Regions from separate parts of the Homo sapiens genome. Here region 1 is linked to region 2. The links are chromatin loops, found by intact Hi-C in ENCODE. Cell type or tissue: heart right ventricle. All regions are shown on one strand. Each heading gives the region's core, and the rest is flanking DNA. Links, peaks and the distances in the headings are about the cores only.

Evidence for each region. Hi-C counts contacts between places; a loop is a spot of excess contacts. Peaks named below come from ENCODE experiments on the same cell type or tissue, not always from the same donor. Only the 100,000 strongest peaks of a DNase experiment are listed, where the experiment ranks them.
Region 1: a loop joins it to region 2, with 11 times the contacts of the local background. A loop is called at or near these places in 68 of 110 quality-filtered maps.

What each region holds. Positions count from the first base shown.
Region 1 is chr6:30,393,414-30,400,447 of GRCh38, reverse strand. No RefSeq gene overlaps it. Among named protein-coding and RNA genes, the nearest start is that of RPP21, 52 kb to the right of the region's middle. RefSeq lists a silencer at 4,401-4,597. In heart right ventricle, for the core only: CTCF peaks have their summits at 3,180 and 3,386 (motif pointing right); a DNase peak (open chromatin) is centred at 3,397; H3K27me3 peaks cover 1,326 bases.
Region 2 is chr6:30,215,165-30,222,198 of GRCh38, reverse strand. No RefSeq gene overlaps it. Among named protein-coding and RNA genes, the nearest start is that of TRIM26, 5.3 kb to the right of the region's middle. In heart right ventricle, for the core only: CTCF peaks have their summits at 2,655 and 2,858 (motif pointing left); a DNase peak (open chromatin) is centred at 2,791.

The DNA.
Region 1 (7,034 bases), core at 2,000-4,499, 180 kb before region 2:
ATACTTTTTATTGTTATTTTAGAGTGTGCTCCTTCTAATTATTAAAAAAACTTGAAACAGCCTCGGCCAGGTCCTTTAGGAGGTATTCCAGAAGAAGGCATTGTTATCATAGGAGATGGCAGCTCCATGCATGTTATTACACCTGAAAATCTTCCAGTGGGACAAGATGTAAAGGCTAAAGATAGTGATATTGTTGATCCTAACCCTGTGTCAGCCTAGGCTAATTTATGTCTTTTTTTTTTAACAGAAAAGATTTAAAAGTAAAAAAAAAATTAAATAGAAATAAGTTTCTAGAATGAAAATATAAGGAACAATATTTTTGTACAGCTTTGTAACATGTTGGTCTTTTAAGCTAAGTGCTATTACAAAAGCTGAAAAGTTTTAAAAATTAAAGTTTATAAAGTTAAAAAAGTTACATTAAGCTAAGGTTAATTTATTATTAAAGAAAGAAAATTATTTTTAAAATCAATTTAGTGTAACCTAAGTGTACAGCATTTATAAAATCTACAGTAGTGCACAGTAATGGCCTAGGCCTTCAGTTCACTCACCACTCACTTGCTGACTCACCCAGAGCAACTTCCAGTCCTGTAAGCTCCATTCATGATGAGTAACCTATATAGGTGTGCCATTGTAAAAATCTTTTTACCATATTTTTACTGTACTTTTTCTGTTTACATATGTTTAGATCCACAAATACCTACCATTGTGTTACAATTGCCTACAGTACTCAGTATAGTAATGTGCTATCCAAGTTTGTAGCCTAGGAGCAATAGGCTTTATGATATAGCGTAGGTGTGCAGTAGGCTATATCATCTAGCTTTGTGTATGGACACTTTATGATGTTCACGTAAGACCAAATCACCTAAGGACACATTTCTCAGAACCTATCTTATCATTAAGAAAGAATGACTATATATGTAATGTAAGTCCTTTGAAGTTTAAGCATTTTCACTTTCATATATTTGTCTCATTTAAGAAATATTTTCCATTCCAGCAGGTACAGCTAAAAAAAAAGAAAAAAGAAAAAAAGAAAAATTTTCTTGCTCAAATGTTTTAAGGTTATCCTCCTAATAACATTGGTAGTAGTTTTATTTTTTCATATTTGTCTTTACCGCTTATATAATTTTTTGTTTATCTCAAGGTGTAGAGATATAATTTAATCATAGGGTGTTTAGTAAAATATCAATGCTGGGAAAGGGCTTAGGAGATAACGATGAATCAAAACACAGCACAAAGGCCAGGTACTGTGGCTCACTCCTGTAATCCCAGCACTTTGGGAGGCCAAGGAGGGTGAACCACTTGAGCCCAGAGGTTCTAGACCAGCCTGGGAAACATACTGAGACCTCGTCTCTACAAACACATGTCAATCAATGCAGCATAATAGAGAATCTGGAAATAAATCCATATATTTACAGCCAACTGATTCTTGACAAAGGTGCCAAGAACATACATTTGGGGAAAGGACACCCTCTTCAATAAATGGTGCTGGGGAAATTGGATATCCACATGCAGAAGAATGGAATTAGATCCCTATATCTCACCCTATATAAATATCAACTCAAGATGGATTAAATACTTAGACGTAAGACCCAAAACTATAAAACAACTGGAAGCAAACATATGAGAAACATTCTAGGACATTGGTCTGGGTAACGATTTTATGGCTAAGACTTCAGAAGCACAGACAACCCAAACAAAATAGACAAATGGGACTATAATAAACTAAAACGCTTCTGCGCAGCAAAGAAAACCATCAAAAGAGTAGACAGACAACCTGTTGAATGGGAGAAAATATTTTCAAACAATTTATCTGACAAGGGACTAATATCCAGAATATGTAAGGAACTCAAGAGCTAAAAAAACCAAAAAATTCTATTAAAAAGTGGACAAACGACATGAATAGACATTTCTCAAAAGAAGACATACAAATGGCCAGCAGGTACATGAAAAATGCTCAACATCACTTATCATCAGGGAAATGCAAATCAAAACCACAATGAGATATCATCTTACCCCCAGATAGAATGGGTACAACTAAAAAGACAAAAAAAAACAAACAAACAAATAGATGTTTGTGAGGATGTGGAGAAAAGGGCACTCTTACACACAGTGTGTAAAACTAGTACAGCAACTGTAAAAAACAGTATACAGAGTTTTCAAAACACTGAAAATAGAATCACTGTATTATCAAGCAATTTTGGGGTGGGGCTGCAGGGTCCTGGAGTTCAGGTTGGCAGAGAGCAGGGCCTGGAGGTGCTTGGGAGGCCGGAGGAGAAGGAAAGAGGCAGATGCCTGGGTCCCAGGGTATCGAAGTGGGGAGGGTCTGGGGCAAGAGGTAAATGGGCGAATTCTTGAGATCCATTGAGAATCCATGGTCAGCCCTTGAGATCCAAAGAAAGGGGTCAGAAGCTTGGGCCAGGCTCACCGCTGAGCTCTTTGTAACCCCTTTGTAACCCATGACCACCTTCAGACTCCCAGCTAAGTGAGTCTTTGACCCTCCAAGAACAACATCTCCTTGGCTGCCAGCAGAGGGACCTGCTCTCTGCCCATGACCCCAGGGCCCCTGGGCCTGGCATGGCAGCTCCTGCTGTCAAAGGCAAAGAAGAGGCAGCCGTCCAGCTAGCCCAGTGCTATGACTGCAGGCTTCCTGGGGGTGGACTCTGATAGGGCCTTAAGATCCTAGCTCAGAAAGCGGGACCCTGAAATTCCCAGGGCTGGGCCCCTTAGCACCTGTATAGCAGCTCTCTTCTCCTCAGAACCCTAGAAACTCTCTCCCACTCTACACACACCTGCACGCACACACATCAACACAAACACACACATTCCTAACAGGATGTTTTCCATTTTTCTCTCCTCCCTGGCTCCTTTCACTCTCTTTCTCCCCCCTTGCCCCCTTCTCTTATGGTCCATTTCTTCTCTCTTCTGCTCTCTGGAGGTTCCCTTCTTCCTGGACCGAGGCACTAGGAGCTGCTGTCCCTGGACCCCAGGGTTGGAGGCTAACAGGCTGATTCCTGGGATGAGCAGCCTCTAGCAGCAGGAACAAAGGAGGGGACGGGAGGCCAAGGCCCCATCTGGAGGCTGAGGGACTGGGTCCTGTGGCAGCAAGGATTTGGGGGTGTGTCATCCCCACATCTGATCCCACTGTTTTGCCCTGGAGGCCTCTCTCTGCTCTGAGGCAAAAGTCCAGTCACTCAGTGGTGAGAGGAAATGTCATTGTCAACATGGATTTTGGGAAGCTGAATGGACTCAGAGCCTGACTTGAGACCCGGAGGCTCCTTGAGTGCAGAGCCCTGTCCAGGTGCTGGGAGCAGAGGGAGAGCCTCGGAGGTCCTGGTTGGTGAGAAAGGGGAGCGGGGTCCGGTCCTCTGTCCTCGTCCCTGTGGCCACACGGGGGCGCCGCCGCGCTGCTCTCGCATTCTGATTGAGCGCTCTCAGGCACTGGGTGAGGGCTGAGTGGGGCAGAAGGGGCGGAGCCTGAGGTCATCCACGCGGGAATGCAGGTTCCTCCTAAGCAGCCCTGGAATCCACAGACTCAGGCTAGATTTGCTTGTCTTGCAACGTGAGGCAATTGTGGAGCAGCAAGATCTGGCTCTAGAATTCTCACCGCGAATGCGGTTCTTATAGAATCCAACCTGAATGAGAGGCCAGGGCCTGAGCTGACTGCCCTGGGCACACCTGGCTTTGATGGGGTTGCCAAAATATAACTGGCACTTACAGAAATTTCAATGATTGTCGAAAAGTCCATATAATTATATACAATTTCATTTCTGATGTCTCTGGCTGTGCCTTTGAAAGGGCATAAAGAGCCATGGAAAGAGGCTGAAAGGCTCCTCTGGGAATTTTCAAATCCCTTTTCATAGCAGCAACTTGGTCTAGCCCAGTGCTATGACTGCAGGCTTCCTGGGGCTGGACTCTGATAGGGTCTTAAGGTCCTAACTAAGAAAATGGGACCCTGGAACTCTCAGGGCTGGGCCCTGAAGAAACACAGGGAGAAGGATCTGGAGGCGCAACCCTCCCTTCTGATCAGCACGGGCAGGGCTGTCTGAGCGCGTTTCCCCTCTGTGTTCAGCAGGATCGACTTTGCAGTGAGGCGCAGCCCCTGTCTCCCTGGGGGCCTCAGGTCCACACATCCTTCCACTGCCGCATGTCAGAAGCATCTGTTTCCTTTATTTTGTTTTCCACAGACTTCTTTCTTTTTTCTGTCCTTGACCACTAATACAACACAGGCAAGATCCTATAAGACCAGGTAAAAGATGTTACTGATAATAGTGAAGGCATGGTTGTGAAGGGACAATGGCAGATACAGACAGAGCCAGAGACAAAACAGAAAGGCAGAACAGAGATAGAAACACACACAGAAAATGAACATCCATCCGTCCATCCAACCATCCATCCATCCATGCATTCATCCATGCATGCATCTGTCTGCTCTCTACCTTTCTATCTCCTTACAAGGGAGGTACATCAACACTTTTACATTCATTTCCCAACAAAAATCACAAGATTTTCCTTGTCGGCTCACACCTGCCCTCCTTCATCCAGCCAACTGATGTGTTTGCTGAGGTCTTGCCACATGCCACACTGGGTGCTGAGCTTTGGGGTCTGAACAGTAACAGACCTCTGTGATGCACTCACACGGGGCCCTTTACTGTCCTGTCCTTGGCTATGAGACATCCTCATGTCCCTGAAGCTCTTCTTTCTGCTTCTTGGATAAAGTCCCTGACCACCTCCCTACTGGCACCCAGGAGACTCTGACATCCTGGAACACCAGTATCTTTCATCAAACACTGACTTACAGCATTTATCCTGTGTCTGTCACTCACTACATACCCTTTTGATGATTTTCTCATTTAGAGATTGTTAAAAAAGGATGTGATTGTAACCTCAGACAAGTGTAATAGAATAGTAAAATAAGGAACTCTGTGAAAAGGGCTTTTTCTGCTTTCTCCCAGAACATCTCATTTGCATCTGTGTTTGGCTGGATGAAAAGTGGCTTCCATATCCCCTGACATAATGCAACAAGCAGAAACACTTGCTCAGTAAACAAGTACTTCGGAAAATGCAGGGTCTTGAACACTGCCCTCAGGGCTCCACACATCAGAAGGACATATATATCTTTCCTTCAACCCCAGAGATGCCCAGGGGCTGCATGTTGGCTCCTCACTGGTCTTACTCATGTCCTACTGGAAGAGGACGGTGCTTCTCTGGAAATGTCAGAGTGGTGTGGGACAGCCAGTTCCTCTGTGTGCCCTGCAGGAAAACAGACAATTCAGCTTTTCAATCCCACTCAGTATCTGAAAATAAACTGGGTTTTCAATGTATTCCCCTCCAGAGAGTAAATTGCGGAGGAAACATGTTCAAACGCACACTTAATTATTTTCCGAGTCAAGAATGTAAGTATGAGGCCCTTTAAGACGAGTTAAGAGAAGTTCCTGACCTCAAATTTCATGTGGAAGTTATAAGATGGAGCTGGAAGCATCTGTCCTTACCTCTGGGTATAAAGTTGGGACCCCGCGGGAGGCAGTCAGCCACAGTTAGGGCACCAAGCAAACCCTCAGGAAGGACTCGGTCCACGCAGGAGCCTCCCTAAGCAGCTTCTCCCTGAAGAAAACCTGAAGTCTTAGAAATCCAAGAAGAACAAAGATATTCATGTCTCTGATAAGGAAAATGAAATGCCAGCAATCCAGCACTGAGAAGGGAAGCTACGAGACCACATTTTCTGCACGTGGAGAAGACATGTTTAATGGAGAGGTGGGAACTTGTCTCAAAAGTGTTGCGCTGCCGTGAGAACGTGTGGTCATCACTGCCACCACCCGCTGCTCGCTCAGTGGCCTCTGCCCATTGTAACTAATGGGCCAATGAATAGAAACACTTTTCACCTTCCTCTCCTGCAATAAGGCTATTAAAATAAATCATCTCCTCTGGTTGATTTTTCACTTAGGGAAAAAATAACTGGGGTAATGCATGCCCGTAGACCAGGTTTTAAAGAAGTTCTCAGAAAACCCTGAGACAGTCTCCAGAAGGCTCATCCAGCAGAAACGAGGCCTTGCACTTCTGCCATCCCGTGTGTCACCATGATGGAGTTTGCCCAGCTAGGGATGGCAAGAGGCCAAGTCATCACAGGTGATCTGCAGGCCTGGTGAGGAAGGACAATGACAGACGGGAAGGAGGAAATGCACACACACGACCAGACCTCCTGCCATTCCTTTGTCCATTGGTCTTGCTCTGTCTTTCACTCTCTGAAATTTTGTTGTCATGAGTCTTGGTGTGGGTCTGTTTCCATCTCCTGTATTGAGAACTTTGTTGCAGCCATTCACACTATACATTTTTGTCAGTAGCCTTCAAAACATTTTCTTGAATTACTTTTAATTACTTTCTATGGTTATTGGAACTTATATTATGAGACTGCTGGAATTCCTTAATTGATAGTATAATATTCTTAAAGTTCTATCATGCTTGGCATCACGTTTTTATTTTGTACTACCTTGCAGCACACAACTTTCATTTCAGTTCATTTTTTAAACTCTTTATTTCAATGATCATATTTTAAAATTCCAGAGCTCTTTCTAGTTCTCTGCATGAAATTGTTTATAAATTTGTTCAAATCTCATAACTGCTGTTTTCTTACATCTTTCACACATAATTGGTAATAGTGGTAGGGACCCATTAGGTCTCCTTGTAACCTGCTTTCATGATATCACAAACTTTTCCCTTACGCTCATTAGCAATTTCACAATCTTGGGGCAATTTTTGCTAAATATTTATCTTCCTTACAATATTGAAAACTCCCCATCTCCAAGATTTTACTCTTGCTCTTCATTATATCCTCAAGTGCTTAGCAGATCTCCTGATCACTGGAAATACACCCTGGATGAACGGACTTCTGCGTGAATTTGGCAGTTAAGTCATTGCCCTTCTTGTCTTCCTGAGCTCTGAGCCAGTGGCCTCCTGTCCATAGAACATTCTGGGACATCAAAACAGTTCACTTGTGTAAGGTGCAGATGAAGAGAGAATCAATGGAAGACAAGTCAACA
Region 2 (7,034 bases), core at 1,526-4,025:
CTCTGCCCAGCCGCCCCATCTGAGAAGTGAGGAGCGCCTCTGCCTGGCAGCTGCCCCGTCTGGGAAGTGAGGAGCATCTCTGCCTGGCCGCCCATCGTCTGGGATGTGAGGAGCACCTCTGCCCACCCGCCCCGTCTGGGAAGTGAGGAGCGCCTCTGCCCGGCTGCCCCGTCTGGGAGGTGTACCCAACAGCTCCGAAGAGACAGCGACCATCGAGAATGGGCCATGATGACAATGGCAGTTTTGTGGAAAAGAAAAGGGGGAAATGTGGGGAAAAGAAAGAGAGATCAGATTGTTACTATGTCTGTGTAGAAAGAAGTAGACACAGGAGACTCCATTTTGTTCTGTACTGAGAAAAATTCTTCTGCCTTGGGATGCTGTTAATCTATAACCTTACCCCCGGCCCTGCGCTCTCTGAAACATGTGCTGTGTCCACTCAGGGTTAAATGGATTAAGGTCGGTGCAAGATGTGCTGTTAAACAGATGCTTGAAGGCAGCATGCTCGTTAAGAGTCATCACCACTCCCTAATCTCAAGTACCCAGGGACACAAACACTGTGGAAGGCTGCAGGGACCTCTGCCTAGGAAAGCCAGAGACCTTTGTTCACGTGTTTATCTGCTGACCTTCTCTCCACTATTATCCTATGACCCTGCCACATCCCCCTTTCCGAGAAACACCCAAGAATGATCAATAAACACTAAAAAATAAAAAATAAATAAATAAATAAATAAATAAAAAGAAAAGCTAGGATGGCCGGTGTGGTGGCTTGTCTTTAATCCTAGAACTATGGGAGGTTGAGGCAGTAGGATTGCTTGAGGCCAGGAGTTTGAGACAAGCCTGGGCGACATAGCTAGACACCATCTCTACAAAAATAATAATAAGAAGAAAAGTTCACTGGGACCGGGCGCGGTGGCTCACACCTGTAATACCAGCACTTTGGGAGGCTGAGGTAAGTGGATCACCTGAGGTCAGGAGTTCAAGACTAGCCTGGCCAACATGGTGAAACCCCGTCTCAACTAAAAATACAAAAATATTAGCTGGGCGTGGTGGCGGGCACCTGTAATCCCAGCTACCTTGGGAGGCTGAGGCAGGAGAATTGTTTGAACCTGGAAGACGGAGGCTACAGTGAGCAGAGATCACGCCATTGCACTCCAGCCTGGGTGACAAGAGCGGAATTCTGTCTCAAAAAAAAAAAAAAAAAAAAGAAAAAAGGAAAGAAAAAGAAGTGAAACCAAACGAAAAGAAAAGCTCACTAGGTGTGGTGGTATGAGCCTGTAGCTGAGGTGGGAAGATCCCTTGGGCTCGGGAGTTCACATGCTGCAGTGAGCTATAATTGTGCCACTGCACTCCAGCCTGGATGACTGACTGAAACCTAATCTCTTAAAAATAAAAATAAAAGCTGGGTGCGGTGGCTCACGCCTGTAATCCCAGCACTTTGGGAGGCTGATGGGGCGGATCACGAAGTCAGGAGATTGAGACCATCCTGGCTAACACGGTGAAACCCTGTCTCTACTAAAAATACAAAAAAATTTGCTGGGAGTGGTGGCACGTGCCTGTAGTCCCAGCTACTCAGGAGGCTGAGGCAGGAGAATCGCTTGAACCCAGGAGGCGGAGGTTGCAGTGAGCCGAGATTGCGCCACTGCACTCCAGCCTGGGTGACAGAGCGAGATTCTGTCTCAAAAAATAAAAATAAAAATAAAAGCTAGGGAATGATTATCACAAAAAAATGCAGCTCTAGCAAAGAGAGAGGGAGAGTGATCTATTGGTTAGGAGCACGTAATAAAAGATATTGGAAATATTCGATTGCTTAGAGTGACCGATGATTACATAACATCCTTTATTATCTCATCAATACTTTAAAATGTGTATATGGATTATATGTACACTTTTGAATATATATTTCACAGTTTTTGATTAAAGAAGGAGAGAAAAGGAAACAGAGGGCAGGTACAGACAATATTTTCTAATTTTGCTGTAAATGTGGAGCAGGAAAATAGGAGAGTACCTGAAGCAAAAACCTTTTAAAAACTTATGTTACTGGCCAGGCGCAGTGGCTCACGCCTGTAATCCCAGCACTTTGGGAGGCCGGGGTGGGGCGGGGAGGGGGGTGGTGGATCACCTGAGGACAGGAGTTCAAGACCAGCCTGGCCAACATGGTGAAACCCCGTCTCTACTAAAAATACAAAATTAGCCGGGAGTGGTGGTGGGGGGCGCCTGCAATCCCAGCTACTGGGGAGGCTGAAGCAGGAGAATCACTTGAAACCCAGAGGCGGAGGTTGCAGTGAGCTGAGATCGTGCCATTGCTTTCCAGCCTGGGTAACAAGAGCAAAACTCTACAAAACAAAAACAAAAACAAAAAAACTTATGGTATCAAGGAGTTTGTCTTGTTTTGGTTTTTAAAGCGATATATTATAACATGTTTGTATGCTCATGAGAATAATTCAGTGAAACGGTAAAAAAAATTTGCTGAAGCAGGAGAGTAGATATTTATAGATGGTTAGTCCATTTTTGAGAAAACAAGAGAGGATGGGATCTAGCCTTCTCAGGGAGAGTAGAGACATCAAGGTGGTTCTGCTATGGCAGAACTTGCTGGAAACCCACTCTCTAGGGTGCAGGCAAAAGCTGTTCATACCAGAGACACTCCAGTATAAAACCCCTTCAGGAGGGGTGCCTAAGGAAGCTGCTCACTGCTGGGTGTTGCTGACTGTGACTGAAGTAACTGGACACTAGGTAAGTTTTGGGTGCTGCAGGAGCAGGTGCTGCTAAACCATGCACTCACTGCAGGAACCTGGCAAACAGCACACCAGAACCAGGAAGCAAAATCGTTTTTCCCTGCAATGACTCTCCAGTGCCCTCTACTGACAAAGCTTCAGGGCCAGATGGCAAAGAAAACATAATTAAAAGATTCAGGATCATTTTTGGAGCTGAGAGGCAGTAAATCCATAACTCACAAACTGGGGAATGGAGGGATCAGGCTGACAATACCTGAATCTTCCATCAAATCTACCATCACTAATAGTGGGATGAGATCATATACCTCTAAATGTGATACCATAGGTACACAGCACTGCTTTTGAAGTATTCTCCTTAAAAAATTGAACCCAGCCGGGAGTGGTGGCTTACGCCTGCAATCCCAGCACTTTGGGAGGCCGAAACAGGCGAGTCACCTGAGGTCAGGAGTTTGAGACCAGCCTGGTCCAACATTGTGAAACCCCGTTTCTACTAAAAATACAAAAATTAGCCTGGCATAGCGGCGGGCACCTGTAATCTTAGCTACTCAGGAGACTGAGGCAGGAGAATCACTTGAACCCAGGAGGCAGAGGTTGCAGTGACCCGAGATTGCACCACTGCACTCCAGCCTGGATGACAGCGAGACTCCATCTCAAAAACAAACAAACAAAAACCCCAAATCTGATAAAGCCTTTTAAGTAAATAAAAATAAAAGCTAAGGAATGATTATCACAGAAATGCAGAGTGATGCTTACCTCTATAGCAGAGAGAGACGGACTAGTAGTATCTGGGTTAGGGACATATGGTGAAAGATATTGAAAATGTTTGATTGCTTAGAATGAGAGATGACTACATAGCATCCTTTATTATCTTATGAATCTTATCTAAGATACACAGGAAATAGAGGAACAAGTTAATTGATACCATGAGGAAGCAATCAACCAAATCCAGTACTGGGAACATTCTATGGGATAAATGAACTGGCTTCTCCAGCAAATTAATGGAATGAAAATAAGGGAAGGGTAGATTGTTATAATAAGATTAAGAGACATAATAATAAAATGCAATGTATTGCCAAAATATAATTTTTAAAAGTCAATGACAGTATCCTATACAAAGAAAAAGTGAGCATGTATCAAAGATGTACTAACAAGAGACTAGTAAAAAAAGAACTAGTTCAAAGAGAATTTGGAAGATTGAATATACATACACTGGACATACATCTTCTATACCTCCACTGAACAAAATTCATTGACATTGCTATTGACCAAGAATCATTTCCATTGATATCACTTTTCTACAAGTTAATGTCTACCCCTAAGGAGTACTCTAAATACCCTAAAATACTAAATCAAAGTTAAACTACCCTAGAGAATTAGATAATTTTTACGTAGGCCTATTAGAAAATGCTACAGTGTCGGCCGGGCGCGTTGTATCAAGCCTGTAATCCCAGCACTTTGGGAGGCCAAGGCAGGAGGATTGCTTGGGTCCAGAAGTTTGAGACCAGCCTGGGCAACATGGCCAGACCTTGTCTGTACAAAAAATACAAAAATTAGCCGGGCATGGTGGCACACATCTGTCCCAGCTACTCAGGAGGCTGAGGTGGGAGAATTGCATTAGCTCAGGAGGTCGAGGCTGTAGTGAGCCATGATTGCACCATTGCACTCTAGCCTGGGTGACAGAGTGAGACCCTGTTTCAAAAAAAAAAAAAAAATTTTTTTTAAGTTGAATTTGTCATTATATATTATACAATATATTTTCACTAACTTTTGAGCTAATAGACATTTAAAAGTCACCAAATTTGGAATACAAAGTATTTTAAATGACATCCCAAGTCATATAAGAGATTGGTTCAGCCTACGCTTTCTGTTCAAAACCCAGTAGTTAATGCTATTAGCATTCAAAATGCCTTTTTTTCCTTTTAAAAAGGACAGTTAAACCTGTTATTTTTTATCCTGCAGCCAGTTCTTAGCACAAAAGCAGGCAGATTTTAGTAGCACAAAATTATTTATTAGCTTATGCCTCTACCAGAAAACAGAAATGTTGGCTTAAAATTGTTTCATTGATGTAACTTTTACCTTTTCCTTTACAGATATTCATTTATTCATTCTGGCCCTAATACCAAGGTATCCTTCACACAAAAGATTCAAACAGATTCTTTGCATCTTTACCAATGGGAGTTTCATGTTTTCAAGTTTTTGTTTGTTTGTTTGTTTGTTTTTTGTTTGGAGGCCTCTTTCCAAGCACTCTAGTATTCTTAAAATCCTGAGATTCTGAATGGTATGATTTAGCTCAATATGTTTATACTAAACTTAGGGGAAAAAAACTAATATATTTTCCTTACCCATCACAAGGTTTATGCTGAGACTTCAATAACAAAAAACAGACTAACAAGAGAAAAGCATGCACATTTATTTTATCCAAGTTTTACATGACATGGGAACTTTCAGAAACGAAAACCCAAAGAAATGGGGACATTTGTGTAGTTGTATAGACAGTCAGGCAGATGTATGATTGCAAGGACAAAAGTGTATGAGCTAACGGTGATAAACTGAGAAGTTGGAAAGGCCTGTCTATTCAGTTTCTTCTTGGCATACCTGTGTGGCAGTCCCTCCCTCAGGGCATAGGAGAGGATGCCTGTTATATAAGGGGCCTCAGATGAAGGAGGGAGAAGGAGGGAGCAGGTCAGAGAGTGACCTTCCTAGATTTTGTGGCCTGCTTCAGGGAAGAAGGGGCGAGGGGAACTCTAGTTTCTATGGCCTGCTTCAGGGCAGAAAGGAGCAAGAGGTCAGAGAAACCTTCCTGTTTCTGCTATTTTCTCAATTTCCAAGGTGCCATATTTTGGGGTGGCATTTCCTGTACCCTGTCATATACAAACTCATTTTTAGACAGCGGCCTTTAGTTCCTCCTGAGGTTAAACCAGAGCTGCTCAAGGAATATACCTACTAAATCTTCTTGCTCCATTTAAGATATTTATTTCAAATGCAAATAATTATACCATACCCTTTGGCCTAGTCAGCACTGATTCACTATTTCAAAGCTTTACATTTAAGCCTCATAATAACCGTACGAAGCAGATCTAGCTACTTCCATGTTACAGAAGAAGAACCTGTGGCACACAGAGGTTGAGCAGCTGCCCCAAAGCCTCACAGAATGTGGCAGACTGGAGAATTCAACGCAGAACTCTTACCCAGCCCCATATGCTGCCTTGGCCTCCATCTGGTATGACCACAGAAATGGAGAGCTGGAGGAAGGAATTTCAACTCTGCTTCAGAACCTTAAATGAAGCAGGAAGCTGTAGAGGGGCACAAAGCTACAAAGCTGCTCCAAAGCTGTCTCCTCCAACACAAAGCAGAAATTGTGTTCCCAGCATCCATTTCTGTTACCCTTACTTGGACTTGAGAAGCTGTATCAATCAAGATGTAGTGTGGTGGGAGAGGGACTCAGTGCATGACTGATACCCAGCCAAGCAGGGCCAGGCAGCTTTAGAAATGCCCACACTGGGGAATTGAACAATGAGAACACATGGACACAAGAAGGGGAACATCACACACCAGGGGCTGTTGTGGGGTGGGGGGAGGGGGGAGGGATAGCTTTAGGAGAGATATACCTAATGCTAAATGATAACAAACCTGCACGTTGTGAACATGTACCCTAAAACTTAAAGTGTAATAATAATAAAATTTTTTTACAAAAAGAAAAAGAAATGCCCACACTGAGCTCATTTCATTTAACAAACATTTATTTACATGGAAGCCATGTGCATGGAAGACAGGTGTTGTCTCAACTCTCTTGGGGCGTACACTGAGGGGGAGGAAGATCGAAAATAAACACATTGACAAAGAAATGAACAAGGTGCTTTCAAATGGCAACAAATGCATGAAGAAAGGGAAACAGAATAATGCATGATGGGGAACTGGTTTCAACTGGGTGAGGGAGGAAGACCTTTCTGAGATGTAGACATGACTGACAAGAAGCGGGCAGCCATGCAAGGGGCTGGGGCAGGGAGTTTCAAGACCAGGTGTAAGGTGAAAGCACAGGGACCGAGGGAGAAGTGGCATGAGGGAGGTCAGAGAGTTAAGCAGAGCTGTCATGTCAGGAGCCCCAGCCCCTGCAAGAGTCTTCCATGCCCCTCTAAGTGTGCTGAGAGGATAGAGAATTTTAAGTGGGGTGGTGGATTTGTGGCTGGAGTCTGCCCAGAATGGTCTGTGAATAGGCCAAAGACCTCAGGACAGGGAGAAAACGCTTAGTGGCACAGCATTATTTTTTATTTTATTATTATTTTTTGAGACGGAGTCTCGCTC